Linked DNA regions of Homo sapiens: region 2 is linked to region 1. The links are chromatin contacts, found by Hi-C or POLR2A ChIA-PET in ENCODE. All regions are on one chromosome and are shown on one strand. The core of a region is the stretch at or near the end of the contact, and the rest is flanking DNA. Distances in the headings are between cores, read along the strand shown.

Region 1 (7,257 bases), core at 1,863-4,362:
TTACCAGGTGCAAACATCTCAAGTGAGTCCAGGTTTTAAAACACATTCCAACTGAGCGAAGAATCAGGTTTTGAAACTGGTTTCATTCCACATCTGTGAGCTTTGGCAGCCCTCTATCTTGAGTCTGCCTTCTTGGAATTCCTAAGCTTGGCCCATTCTGCTGATCCCAAATATTCAGGTCTGAGGGGTTTCTAGGCCAGTGAAGCTGATAAACTAAGGGTTTATACTAGCTATAAAAACCATCCTTCAGAACTTGATAAGACGAGGTCTCCAGGGTGCTAATGCTTATTTTTCAAGTCACTGGAACACAAGCGAATTAACTGTTAACTGTTTTTACCATGAGTATGTATTGGGAATGCAGAGATTCAAGAACTGCCCTTACAGTAGCTTCCAGTAAGGTACGATTTGTGCTGTGGGAGAAATCTTAAGCATGACCTCATCTGGACCAGTTTCAATTTAACTTTCAATTTGTTTGGGGCTAAACATCTGAAATCCCAACAAAAATCTGGACAGAATCCAGTTTGCGACCAGATTGAACTCAAAATACGATACCTTACCCCCCCGCCCCCCCAAAAAAAAGCAGAAATCTTGTAAGTTTCCTAGGCTGTTCAGTTGCAGACAAAGAGGAAAAAGTAGAACTGTGTGGCCAAGTGACAAACAAACCAGCATATGGGGAACTCCCTGGGGGGCACTCAATAGATTCCACTGTTCCTGGAGGCAAACCCTTGACTGGTCCTAAAGAAGATGTGGCTGACACTCAAACCTGAAATGTTCCAGGGATCACAGCATAGGCCAGAAGACGGGGCAGGTGGATCCACGTTCACGTGGCCAAAAGAGAAGTCTGAACAAGAAAGAAAGACAGATAGATATGAAGGATCTTTTGCCAACATAGCAAAGAATTTCTCTCTGTTCAAAGAGGCTCTGGGAACAAAGGCCCATCTAATTCTGGAGGTCTTGGCCTCAGATAGCATCTCAAATCTCAAACACAAATAAACCTGGTAGGGCAATGTATGTGTGCCACATGGATTCAAAAAAGGACAAAAATTCAGGATAAAAATTCCAGGTAAAGTAGAAAAATCAGCCAGAGGAAAAACTGCAAAGAAGATTTGTAGCAGCAGCCATACTCTACGTTTTAATTCCTAAGTAGAATACACATGAGGTCAAAGATGAAGGATTTATCAAGCTGAATCTTTGGAATTCCCCTCTTCTCTCCTCAAAGAGTCCTCCACAGGCTATTAACACTAAGAATGGCCTAAAAGTGTGGAAACTTGAAGTGAGAGGTGACATGCTCTCCTTGTAAATTTAACACCACCACTAAGAAATGTAAGCTGTTCACTTGCTTAGTGTCTCACTTGCTGCAAGGTTAGCACAAGCTATGCAGTGACTATGAGCTTGAGATCTGAGTACTGTGCTTGGCTTGGCTTTATTCATTCATTCACCAAGGCAACTGAATACCTACTGTGCTTCAGGCACTGTGCTGGGCATCGGGGACACAGGGTGGAGACTAGGCATAGAGCTGCCCTCTCAAAATTTATTGTTGTGAAAAAACAAAACAGAATTACGAACAAACGTAAAATTGCATCTATGAGAAGCGCTCTGAGAGTGCCTACAATAGGAGAGTTTGGGCTACTCAGGGAGGTCAGGGGAGGTTTCCATGAGGAAGGGAAAGCTGAGCTGCCCTCTGAAATCTGGGAAGTGAACTAAGTCACAAAGGGTGGGTAGAAGGCTGTTCCAGGCAGGAGAACCAGCATGCAGAAACCCTGAGATGGGAGTGAAAGAAGTGAGGACAAGAGAGGACAATTAGCAATTGAAGCTGAAAATGCAGAGCACACACAAAACTGTCCTGCAGAGGCAGAAAGAGGCTGGGATGTGGCATCACTGGCTTCGGTGGCTAGGATGGGGTAAGGGGCTCGAGGAGGAAGAAGAGTCTGAAAAGGCAGATGGGGCCAGATCATGTAGGTTTGGGTCTTAAATTTTAAGTGTCATTGAAAGAAAGCATAAGGGATTGGGCTGGGGAATGACGTGGTCTTGTTTTTCTGTCCTAATAGTGACTTGCTGGTCTACCTAAGCCTCCACAAGTCTAGGAGTTGAGCATCTGTTTCACTTGTACTGGGCCCTGGCAGTGCCCAATGGGGAGGGGAGGGGAGGGGAGGAGTGGAGAGGAGGAGAGGTCCAAGCAAGGACTTTGGGATAACAACTCCATGGCCCCAGAAAAGCCAGGCCTAAACTAATTTATTTACTTTTGAATGTCTCATCTTTTTTTCTTGGCTTAATCTTTCAAAATCCAGCTCTGGAGGTAACACAAACAAAAAACATACAAGGTCAACAACACTGGAGGACAAATATATTCTCTGCTTGATAAAGTTTATACTCTAATATTTAATACATATTCATAAATCCCTGTATTATTTCTGAACACATTACATCTAACAGCTCAGTAAATATTGTCTAGAATACAGAAGTAAGCCTAATCCCATTAAGCACTATTCCATTAATAAGGATATTCCTGCTTTAGATGGTGTCAGATTAGCAATGGAGGCTGAAAATGCAGAGGAGACACAAAGCCGTCCTACAGAGGTAGAAAGAGGCTGGGATGTGGCATCAAGATCAAACCAAGATCAAAAACTGGTTTCAAATCTTGGTTTTGCACCTGTTCACTGTTAAGACAAGCTGCTGGACCTCTTGGAGCCTCAGCTTCCTTATCCGAAAATGAGACAAGAGTGTGGTCCTTGGAGTGTCACAGTGCTAAATGAGATCACATATGCAACATGCACAGTGCAGTGCCCATCAGCAGCAGCTCTCATGGTGGTAGACGCATTGGTGGTGGCAGGAGTAATCTGGGAAGACATCCACAGCTCCTTGGGGACCAGTGATCCAACAGGCTGCCTCGTAAGTGGGTCATATGTTATATCCAAAAGGAAAGGGAACAGTGAAAAGGAAAATGTTTCATACAGAGGATTTCCCAGATTAACCTCAGCTGAAATTCCCTTACTTACATTTGAAAGCATGCAAGCAGCTGCAGATGGTTTCAGGCTGGCCCACAGAAGCCAGCTGTGTTTCCCCTCCAGAGAGGCCGTGGGAAATGACAGCAACAGCTGCCCAATGATGTCCAGTGAAAAAAGGCGGCCGCTGTTTGCACCTGAAAGCACGTGGCTTTCTTTGTCTGCCTTGGCCTGGGTTATCCATGGAGATGCGCTGATACATTTCCCTAACCTCTACTTGTCTTTCAGCCCCTGAAAGCGTGTGACTACCTTTGTCTGCCTTGACCTGGGCCATCCATGGAGACTTACTGATATTAATATATTTCCCTAACCTCTATTTGTCTTTCAAGCAGATCAGAAAGTAATGAGGGAGAGAGATTAACTCCCAGCAAAGGTTCTGGCTACACTGATGGGAGTAGGTGGCTAAATTTCTGGACATCCACCCTTGGACACTCAGGAGTGGAGTGGAGGGTGCAGGACCCCAAACACACACAGCAAACCTCCCAGGAGCAGCCCCACATCCTGCGTGTCTTTTTAAAATTTCTGTTTTGGCAAGTTTTGATCCCTAACAGGAGAGAAAAGGCTGAAGCGGGGATAAGACCTGGTAAAAAGACACACACTTGTGCAACGGACCCCAGATGCATTGCAGAGGCTTGGTCTCAAGACCAAGAGCTTCAAATCCTAGAAGCTCTCAAGGGCTTCAAATCCTAGAAGATGTTCACTCTAATCTCTATTCACATTTATCCTATTCTAGATTTCCAGAAAAAATCTGAACATCACTTTGATACCAGGAGGCATCCCATCTTGGCTCTGGGAACATTCTCCTCCAGGCACTCACCTCCCCGGAAGCCACCCTTGGCTCACTCAGCAGAGGCCTCAGACTCTTGCTGAATCCACAGACCAGAATCTTCAAGTCAGCTGGGGGAATCCACCCCTTTTCCAAGTTGAGGGGGGTTTGGGCCAATGTCACATGTCTTTGTCATGTGCCCACTGTAAGAATATCCCAGGAATTGTAGTAGTTATCCAGAAGGATCTCTACAAAGACAGTTGACACAAATTCTAAACACAATCCCCCTGATGCAAAAGAGCCCAGCTGGCCTTCAAGGGGTCGGAGAATAATTTGGGGTTGTTACATATCAGAAGCCAGGTGACATGGTTTCCTGCCTTTCTTAGATACAAGGAGCTTTCCATCTGGGACATAGCAGAGGACTGGCCGTTAAGCCTTCCATTTCCAGTGGCCTTTCTCAGACCCCTACCTCACCCCATGTACACAAAGGCCTTTGTGGGGGAAGGGAATCACCATCTTATAGGAACCAAAACCTGAGCCCATTTTTCATTAAAGGCTTTTGCATTGCTATGATAAGCCACCTCTGTTGCTTCCCCTATGTGACCAAGAAAAGACTAGGTTCAGAGACAAACGCTGAAACATGTAGACAGATATCAGCTTCCTTCTAGAAGTGCAGGGGGTTGCTGCACGTGTTGTTACCACTGTCTCAATCTTCCAGGACGGCAGCAAGGCAGCCTTCACCTTTTCCTAAGCCCAATAATACCCATGCTGCCTTTTTAAACCTTTGCTTGGGTTAAGGTTGAATTTCTTACCCTTCATAAATCAGATGTATAATAGGCTTGAGGTTGTTTGCTGAAAGAAATCTATTCTCCCATTCTCAACTTGATAAAATATTTATGTTTCTATATATATATATATATATATATATATATAGACACACATACATATGCATATATGTTTAAGACACACACACACATATATATATGCATGTTATATGTGTGAATTGAATAATTTTCCTCTGACCACCCCCTCCCCCTCCAGCTCTCGGCTCTCAGAGCTCAATTATATGCCCCAGATGCTACAGTCCTAGAAAATGAGAAAGGAGGGAACAAAGCTAAAAGGTACTTACAACTGGCTTTGTTCCTACTCACAAGAAATACAAATCAATTGAAAGCCCTCTCCATCATAAAAGCGCAAACTGACTATGATTATTACCTGCCATGTCCAAGCAGTTACAGGGCAAGCTATGTGGCCACTTTTCATTTTTCAAATTTTGTTTTCTCGGGACTCCTAAACTGATTCATGCAAAGCAAATGAGATTTCATAATAGACTTTGCTACAATTCCACCCCCTGGGGGCAACCTATTCATTAAATGTCAGTGAGGTAATGCCACCCATCTGCTAGGAAAAGCCTGTGCTGTCTGGGCTGCTGAAAGAAAACGTGCTTCAAGTTCATCTTAGGGAAATGGATGGGCTGGCAGCTTGTACCTTCTTATGTATCCTTCCAAAAGATAGTTGCTCAGACCGCCCAGAAAAACACCTCATTCATAGCTGCCTGGAAACTTGAGTCATTTTTTCCTGATAGCAATTTCACTGGTTCAGGGAAAGCCTTTTCCCTTATCCTAAGTACCAGATGTCAGTAGAAGGAAGAAATCCCAGAAGAAAGCATGTGGCAGAGAACACACAGCAAGCTGCCAGGAGCAGAAGGCTGCAGGGTAACTCTGGATGCACCATGGTTTCTATTTCTACAGAAATTGATTCCGTAGGAAAAACAGCATTACATTTCTAAGGCATTCCTCTCTTCTTATATAGCCTAGATCTTTAGACATGGCTGTGAAATCTCAAGAATGAGTAAGATTTTCTTCCCCATGAAGACAAAATTTGTTATTAGTTTTTGGTAGTGGTGGTGAGCAGAAAAATCTTTAAAGACTGTCCCTGTCTTGCAATAAGAAGTGAACATTTTTAAATGCCAAAAACAGGGGAATTGAAAGTAATCACTTAACTGAAAAAATCTAACTGAAAAATATGTGTTTTATATCCAGAGCTGGGGGAAAGAGGAAGGATGGGGTGGAAATGTTGGCCTGCTTTTCATATAGTGAATTTATATAGGTTATTTGTGATATATTTGTCTGAAGTCTTCGAAAATGTGGAGGTGCGTGGAAATGAGAATACCTGCAGAGAGAGGTGGTGAAGTAGAATGCCAAGGTCCTTAGGTCACGTCACGATTCTTTCTTAAGTTAAACTTTGGTTCTATACCAGGACAGAAAGTGACTTTAGTTTCCAATCTGGATTGCGATCTTCATTTGGATCCCTGACAGTTTGCAAAGAGCTTGGCTGATGTGTCAGAGGACTTGAGTTCTAGAACTATCTCTGCCATTCACTCACCTTGAGCAAGTCACCTGCTCTAGGCCTCAGTTTAAAAGAGCTGTGTCCAGCACATAATAGGTAATCAATTAATTTTTTTAAAACAGCTTCATTGAGATATACTTAATTTACATACCATTGAATTCACCCTTTTAAAGTATACAATACATTAGTTTTCAGTATTTTCACAGGCTTGTGCAACCATCACAGTATGTAGTTTTTGTTGAATAAATGAATGAATGGATTGGAAGTTTAAAGGTAACATGGCTTTAAGTATCACGCACTTTTTATAAGTGAATTCATGTAATCTCACATCTCCTGCAAATCTATGAAACTGGTACTATTATTATCCCATTTTACAGAAAAGTCAACTGACATTTGAGCTCAGGCAGTCTGGCTGCAGAGCCAGCATGCTAAACCAGTTTGAAAATTCTGTGATTCCCTCTCCCCTCTCCCCTCTCCCCTCTTTCCACTGTCTCCCTCTGATGCCGAGCCGAAGCTGGACTGTACTGCTGCCATCTCGGCTCACTGCAACCTCCCTGCCTGATTCTCCTGCCTCAGCCTGCCGAGTGCCTGCGATTGCAGGCACGCGCCGCCACGCCTGACTGGTTTTCGTATTTTTTGGGTGGAGACGGGGTTTCGCTGTGTTGGCCGGGCTGGTCTCCAGCTCCTTACCACGAGTGATCCGCCAGCCTTGGCCTCCCGAGGTGCCGGGATTGCAGACGGAGTCTCCTTCACTCAGTGCTCAATGGTGCCCAGGCTGGAGTGCAGTGGCATGATCTCAGCTCGCTACAACATCCACCTCCCAGCAGCCTGCCTTGGCCTCCCAAAGTGCCGAGATTGCAGCCTCTGCCCGGCCGCCACCCCGTCTGGGAAGTGAGGAGCGTCTCTGCCTGGCCGCCCATCGTCTGGGATGTGAGGAGCCCCTCTGCCTGGCTGCCCAGTCTGGAAAGTGAGGAGCATCTCTGCCCAGCCGCCATCCCATCTAGGAAGTGAGGAGCGCCTCTTCCCGGCCGCCATCCCATCTAGGAAGTGAGGAGCGTCTCTGCCCGGCCACCCATCGCCTGAGATGTGGGGAGCGCCTCTGCCCTGTCGCCCCGTCCGGGATGTGAGGAGCGTCTCTGC
Region 2 (7,257 bases), core at 1,265-3,764, 36 kb after region 1:
TACACATTCCATGTTCTGTCATTCTATCTGCCCCAAGTTCTACTGATATTCAAAATTATCTTACCAAAAAAAAAAAAAAAAAGAGTTTGGAACATAAGCAAATACAACTCTAAACCCAATCTGGGAAATTCTTACTTGCTAAATGCTCACTTGCCTAAAAGCCACACAAATTGTATTTCAATCACTGCAGCCTCGTCATTATTCTTAAAAGATTTTGTCAAAATGAAAGCATCAAAATTTAAACAGACAAAATTAACCTCCAAGTTTCATGTTTGTTTTTAATGACAAATATAAAAATAAATTTTAAGGCAGCACAACTACCTTACCTACTTCAGCAGATTAAGCAATTGCCAACATAAAGGAAATTGTTGATCAGAAATTCCATTAGAAAGACAACACCAAAATTCAGTTTTAGCCAGCATTTTCAGGAAAATTTTCATTCATACTAGTAAACAGAAATACAAAGCAATATCCGAAAGAAAGTTGAGACCTTGATACTTTTTGTCTCTCACAATGTTTACAGCTTACAGCTCAGCAACAGCCAGGGTGGAGGAGGAAATTCCTCTGTTCACACCCACCTGCCATTGATGCCTTTTTTAAGAGGACTGTGCACAATGTATTTTAAAAAATCTATTGTTGGGTGAAGGAGACTCACATGTTTTCTTCTTCTGGCTAATAATGCATTCAATTGCCTTGAAGTCAATGAACTCCTGCGTGGGAAATACCAAGCAGCAGCCAAACAGGAATAGATTAAGTAATGCACCAACCAGACGATGTGTTTGAAACTTACATTCTAGAAGACCTTTCAATAGTAAAATACTTCATTCAGCAAACCTTTTCAATTTCACTTTATTTGTAACTTTACAAAGTTTTCTTAATTATCATTGTTAGAAAAATGAGAGTATTTCAATATTTGAGATTTAAATAATCTAAATATGAAGTCCTTAATTGAGAGATCAGCCATGATAGCACTGTTCTCCCAAGAGAATGTAACCTGGCATCCTACTCTCGGTAATCTGCCCAGAGTTGGAGAAAGCTAACTCCCTCCTCAGTTCGATAAAACAGACTAACGTTAGAATGACTAATAGTCATTCTCCTTCCTCATTCTCTATCTTCCCAGTGCAAAGAAAGCCAGGCCATATTTATTATTATCTATTATCTGATAAAACCAAATGAAGAGCTCTCTCTTTCCTTGATAATGAGTCTCTAGAACTGAATACTTCTTTGCTAAAACTATCATAATCTGAAAAGGAGGTAAAATAGGAAAGGCATAACAGGCATCATGAATACCTGCAAAAACTGCAGCAAACAGATACTAAAGAGTATCTGTGGTCATTAAAAAGACAAGAACAATATATTAAAAATAGCCAAAATGTTAGTGGGCAATATGTTATCTCCTTTATATTTTAGTACTGAGTTCTAACCGTGTGCCAGCCTGTTTCAATCTTTACCTACTTTTTTTTTTTTTTAAGAGACAATGTCTTGGTCTGTTCCCCAGGCTAGAGTGCAGTGTTGTGATCATAGCTCACTGCCACCTTAGAACTCCTGGGCTCAAGGGATCTTCCCACTTCAGCCTCCCAAGCAGCCAGGACTACAGGTGTGCACCACCATGACCAGCTAAGTTTTTAAATTGTTTTTAGAGACAAGGTCTCACTATGCTGCCCAGGCTGGTCTAGAACTTCTGGGTTCAAGTAATCCTCCTGCCTTAGCCTCCCAAAGTGCTGGGATTACAGGCATGAATCACCACGCCCATCTTTTACTTACATTTACTCACTTAATCCTCTCAACAACTCTATGAGGTAAGTACTATTATCTGCGTTTTACAGATGAGGAAACTAAAGCTTACAAAGGTTCAATAATTCACCCAAAGTGACAAGGACAGGAAGTCACAAAGCCAGGATTTCAGCTTGGGCTCCTTAACTCTGCTTTAAGTCCATACTCTCTCTAAGCCATCCTCTTCCAGAAACTCCACACCAGCCATTTTGCAAATCTACACCTACGCTCATAGGATACATCTTAAAGTGTTGTCTCATACAACTTTTGCACCATGATTTACTTTTTCATGTATCTGTTCTTTGCATCTTTGCTAGGGATAGTGAACTTCTCCAAAGTAGGGAACTGGGGAACTCTTTTGATGCCTGGAGGACCTCATAGATGGATTAACCTCTCAAAAACAAGGGCAAGACAAAAGGTGGAAGCAACCCAAGTATCGAATGAATGAATGGATATACAAAATGTGGCATATAAACACAATGGGACATTATTCAATTTTTTTAAAGGAAGGAAATTGTGACACATGCTATAACATGGATAAACATTGAGGACATTATGCTAAGTGAAATAAGCCAGTCACAGAAAGACAAATACGTGATTTCACTTATATGAGGTTACTAGAGTAGACAACTTCATAGAGACAGAAAGTAGAATGGTGGTTGCCAAGAGCTGGGGAAGAGGAAAGAAGGAAGGGATAGTTATTGCTTAATGCATACAGTTTCAGTTTTGCAAGTTGAAAGAGTTCTGTGAATGGATGGTGGGGACGGTTGCACAATAATGTGAATGTACTTAATACCACAAAACTGGACACTAAAAAATGGTTTAGAGGGTACATTTTACATTTTATGTCACACAATTAAAATGAAAAACAGGGCAGGCACGATGGCTCACACCTAAGACCCCACACTCTGGGACACCAAGGTGGGAGGATCGCTGGAGCTCAGGAGTTTGAGACCAGCCTGGACAACATGGTGTGACCCTGTCTACAGAAAATTTAAAAATTAGCCAGGCATTGTGGTGCACACCTGTGGTCCCAGCCTCTCAGGAGGCTGAGGTGGGAGTATCGCTTGGGCCCAGGAGATCAAGGTTGTAATAAGCCATGATTGCACCACTGCACTCTAGCCTGGTGACAGAGTGAGACCTTGTCTCTAAATAAATAATGATAAATAAATAAATAATAAATAACAGACAAAAAAGGACAACAACTAGAACAAATGTCTACAGAAATGTCTTAATGTCTACAGCCATGCCTCCATGGGGCTGTCAGGCTGCTGTCACGGAAGTGCAGGAAGCTGGCCCTCCACCAGAAAGTCATCCGGCTGGTGTGACACCAAAGCTTACTGATGGGGACAAGCCATTCAACGCTGTCACTGCTATGTTTCCACAGCCTTGCAACCTGCAGGTCACCCTCAGAACAAGCCCTTTCTGACAGCTGTGGAAGCAAGAGGAAACATCAAACTCCCAAGAAAGTATGTCTTTAAGACCTCAGCCTCTTCCTGTCTCATAGGCTGGTCCTGTGGAGGGCCCTGATATCTGGTGCGCAATGCCAGAAGACAAGTCCAGGCATCCATCATTTCCCTTATCACGGGGCCACCGAGGTCCCAAAAATAATGAATGAGGGGTCGTTTCCACCTTGGAAATGTGCCAAGTCCACATCAAATTGCAAAGGAAACAATACTGAGAAGTGTGACAGCTTGGGATTCCTGCGATGACAGAGGTGGGACAATGAAGGAACTGCCCCAGTTCCGGGGCCAGAGAGCTGCCGTGGCAGTAAGAAGCAGTTCAACCCCATATCCTTCTCTTCAAATCACAGTCCTGTGGCTTCTGCTGAGGACATACCACTAACTACACAGGCTTGAACTCCTGGCTTCAAGCAATCTTCGCATCTCAGCCTTCCAATGTTCTGGGATTACAGGCGTGAGCCATCGTTCCTGGACTCACTTGAGCCCTCAAACACTTTCTGAGCCAATTCACTGCTGGGTGCCTAGGACCCAATGTGTTCCAGACCGAGGCTGGGCTAGGAGGTCGGACAGGAGAGGCACTTCCGTCTTGGGAAGATGAGCATACACACTACTAGGGGATTCAAGCTGAATTTTCTCTTTGGCTTCCAAAAATCGCCTTCTATTAACATTTTTTCTATCATAATCAATGTCTTCGTTTACTTCCACTCCTTCCTCCTCCTCCTTAGGTAGGCAGCCAGGCTTTTAACTCCTTGCTTCCAGGATCTCATATCAAGGAGATAAGATTTTTCTAGAGTTTTGTAAACATCTAAGCCATCAACAAGATTTGCAAGGTGTTCTAGAAAAGCTCCTTACCCCCTCCACCCCTGGGTGTTTCACTTTGGTCCGTGGAAGCTCCTAAGGGAACTGGCAAGGCTTCAGAGAAGAGGGGCTCCAGGTTCCCAGACTTACCAAGGATTTCCCTGACCTGTCCCATGCCTGCATGAACTGGTAAAGAGCCTCAAATGGGATGAACTGTGTGCACCCCTACCCCAACCCTTGCTCCACTTCCTATGTTGAAGCCCTAACCCCCAATACTTCTGAGTGTGATGGTATTTGGATACAGGGTCTTTAAAGAGGTAATTAAATTAAAATGAAGTCTTTAGAGTGGATGAGTCTAATATGACTGGTGTTCTTACAGAAGAGGAAATTTGAGCCAAGCGTGGTGGCTCACGCCTGTAATCCCAGCAGTTTGGGAGGCTAACGTGGGTGGATCACTTGAGGTCAGGAGTTTAAGACCAGCCTGGCCAACGTGGTGAAATTTTGTCTCTACTAAAAATACAAAAAAAAATTAGCTGGGCGTGGTGGTGGGCACCTGTAATCCCAGCTACTTGGGAGGCTGAGGCAGGAGAATCACTTGAACCTGGGAGGCAGAGTTTGCAGTGAGCTGAGATCGTGCCATTGCACTCCAGCCTGGGTGACAAGAGTGAAACTCTGTCTCAAAAAAAAAAAAAAAAATAGAAATTTGGACACAGATACATACACAGAGGAGAGACCATGTGAAGACACTGGGAGAAGACACCCATCTACAAGCCAAGACCTAGAACAGAACCTCTCCTCACAGCCCTCAGAAGCAACCAACCCTGCAAACACCTGGATCTTGGTCTTCTAGCCTCTGTCAATGGAAGAAAATGACAAGACAAATCTCAATCATTTTAGATTTATTTGCCAAAGTTAAGAACATGCCTGGGAGACAGATGTATGCCTTTCTCCAGAGATGATTTTGAGGATTCCAAATTTAAAGGAGAAAAGGTGGGATATTGAGAAGCACACAGTTTTCACATAAACAAAAGGGGCAGAGGAAAAAATGTGGAGAATCTGCATTTTACATAAGATAGCACAGACAAAATGGGGTAGGGGAACAATCAGATATGCTTTTGAGTCTGGCAGGGCCTGGGTGACTGCGCCTGTATAAGATAAACTATCAATTTGCATTGCCATGGTGAAGTTTTAACAGCTCACCAGGAATTTCCCTGTGGGCAAAATATAGGGAAGGCAGGTATTTTTTCATCTTGTAGCCATCTTATTTAGGAACCAAAGAGGGGAGGCAGGTTTGCGTGACCCAGTTCTCAGCTTGACTTTTCCCTTTGGCTAAATGAGTTTGGGGTCCCAAAATTTAACTTCCTTTTACAACTATATGAGAAAATAGATTTCTGTTGTTTAAACTACCCAGGCTGTGGTACTTTGCTATGGCAGCCTTAGCAAACTAATATAACACATGTGCTAGAAATCACTGTTGAAACCATTGTAGATAGGTGTTGGATGGACCACTTCCCACAACCTAGCACATTCTAAAACCTTAGGTCCTGCAGGTAATCCTAGGGTGGGTGTGTCTAAAAATAATGGGGTACATTTTCTTATAGTTGGACAGATTGAAGGCTTGGAGATAAAATTAATTTACATAAGTTTTAAAATGCTATTTTTTATGTGGTACATATACACCATGGAATACTATGCAGCCATAAAAAGGAATGAGATCATGTACTTTGCAGAGACATGAATGGAGCTCAAAGCCATTATCCTCAGCAAACTAATGCAGCAACAGAAAACCAAACACCACATGTTCTCACTTACAAGTGAGAGCTGAACAATGAGTATACATGGACACAGGGAAGGGAACAACACACACTGGGGCCTCTTGGAGGGGGTGGGGAGGGAGAGCATCAGGATAACTAGCTAATGCATGTAGGGCTTAATATGTAGGTGATGGGTTGATAGGTGCAGCAAAGCACCATGGCACACGTTTACCTATGTAACAAACCTGTAGGTCCTGCACATGTATCCTGGAACTTAAAATAAAATTTTTTTAATGCTATTTTTTTGTAAGCCTTTGTTTATGGACTGAGATTTATACCCCCAACCATAGTAAAAGGAGACAACAAGCTTAGTTTGTATTAAGCACTAAGAAGGCAGCATAGTAAAAACAGGAATGATTAAGAGACTGTCTCTAACCACTAGCCTATAGGGATTCCAAGCTTGGCTTTGCCACTAGCTGTGTACCCTTGCCCTAAACCCTTGTGTCTGTTTCTTCATCTGTAACAAAAAATTATAATAATATTTGTCTGGCATGTTGGCTTATGCCTATAATCCCAGCACTTTGGGAGGCCGAGGCAGGCAGATTACTGGAGCTCAAGAGTTCGAGACCAGCCTGGCCAACATGGTGAAACCCCATCTATACTAAAAATACAAAAATTAGCCAGGCGTGGTGGTGTGTACCTGTTGTACACATATATATATGTACACACACACATATATATATAAATAAATATATATATTTTATATATATATATAAAATAATGGTATCTCTATCAAAGGTTGTTACGGGGGTTAAATATGACAATCCACATATGACACTGGAAATAGGGCCTGACTTTCAGTCAACATTCATTATCAAGAAGCAGCTTAAACTCACTTTTATAACAGAGTATCTGTGCTTATGGAAGGTTAAACTCACTGAAAACACATAAAAATGTATAGTTTTTTTCAAAGTTAAGTTACACCCTTCTGAACAAAACTTGATCACAATGCATGCATGAAAATGGGCCCATGTTAAAGGTTCAAGGTTTTATTAAATTGTACCCATACATTGTATTATGTCTTCCTCCACTCTGTCCTTGGTTTGGATGCATTCTTCATAAAGCTGCAGTAATTGTTAATTTGTATTTGTTCAAGTATTTGCAAGTCAGTTGTACAATGATTCTTGTTAGCATATTTTCAGGCGGACTTTGAAAAGCATAACTTGTGGCAAAGAGGGTTTAGTGGATCTTGCAAGAGGTGACACACATTATCATGCCCAAGAGGACCCTTGTGGAGTTCATGAGACGTGACAAGGTACTTTAGAAGGTGTGGGCTGGGAGAGGAGGTTACCTTAACGGGACAAAGGTCTCTAAGGAAGAAGACATACAGGCAGAGATTGCCTTCAAAATTAAGGAACTGCAAAGTCAGGGAAATAGACCTTCAGACAGCTTACAAGTAGCTTAACTTG

The links. Hi-C counts contacts between places; a loop is a spot of excess contacts on that map. ChIA-PET counts read pairs that join two places held with the same protein, here RNA polymerase II (POLR2A). Pooled maps may share reads with other maps.
Region 2: a loop to region 1 is called in a map of kidney, with 4 times the contacts of the local background. The contact joins two enhancer-like sites. A Hi-C loop is called at or near these places in 6 of 168 maps with a recorded cell type or tissue (GM12878, IMR-90, endothelial cell of hepatic sinusoid and 3 more), 13 of 37 single-sample maps with no recorded cell type and 9 of 50 pooled maps. POLR2A ChIA-PET finds 5 or more read pairs at or near these places in 6 of 52 experiments (Caco-2, GM12878, H1 and 3 more).

What each region holds. Positions count from the first base shown.
Region 1 is chr9:110,097,496-110,104,752 of GRCh38, reverse strand. The region is part of intron 7 of PALM2AKAP2 (PALM2 and AKAP2 fusion); the gene reads right to left. Among named protein-coding and RNA genes, the nearest start is that of C9orf152, 110 kb to the left of the region's middle. Within about 2 kb of position 3,112, at least 4 of the 41 ENCODE cell types and tissues checked have a DNase peak (open chromatin) inside an H3K27ac peak, as active enhancers do.
Region 2 is chr9:110,060,913-110,068,169 of GRCh38, reverse strand. All of the region lies in intron 7 of PALM2AKAP2 (PALM2 and AKAP2 fusion), which reads right to left. Among named protein-coding and RNA genes, the nearest start is that of C9orf152, 140 kb to the left of the region's middle. Within about 2 kb of position 2,514, at least 5 of the 41 ENCODE cell types and tissues checked have a DNase peak (open chromatin) inside an H3K27ac peak, as active enhancers do.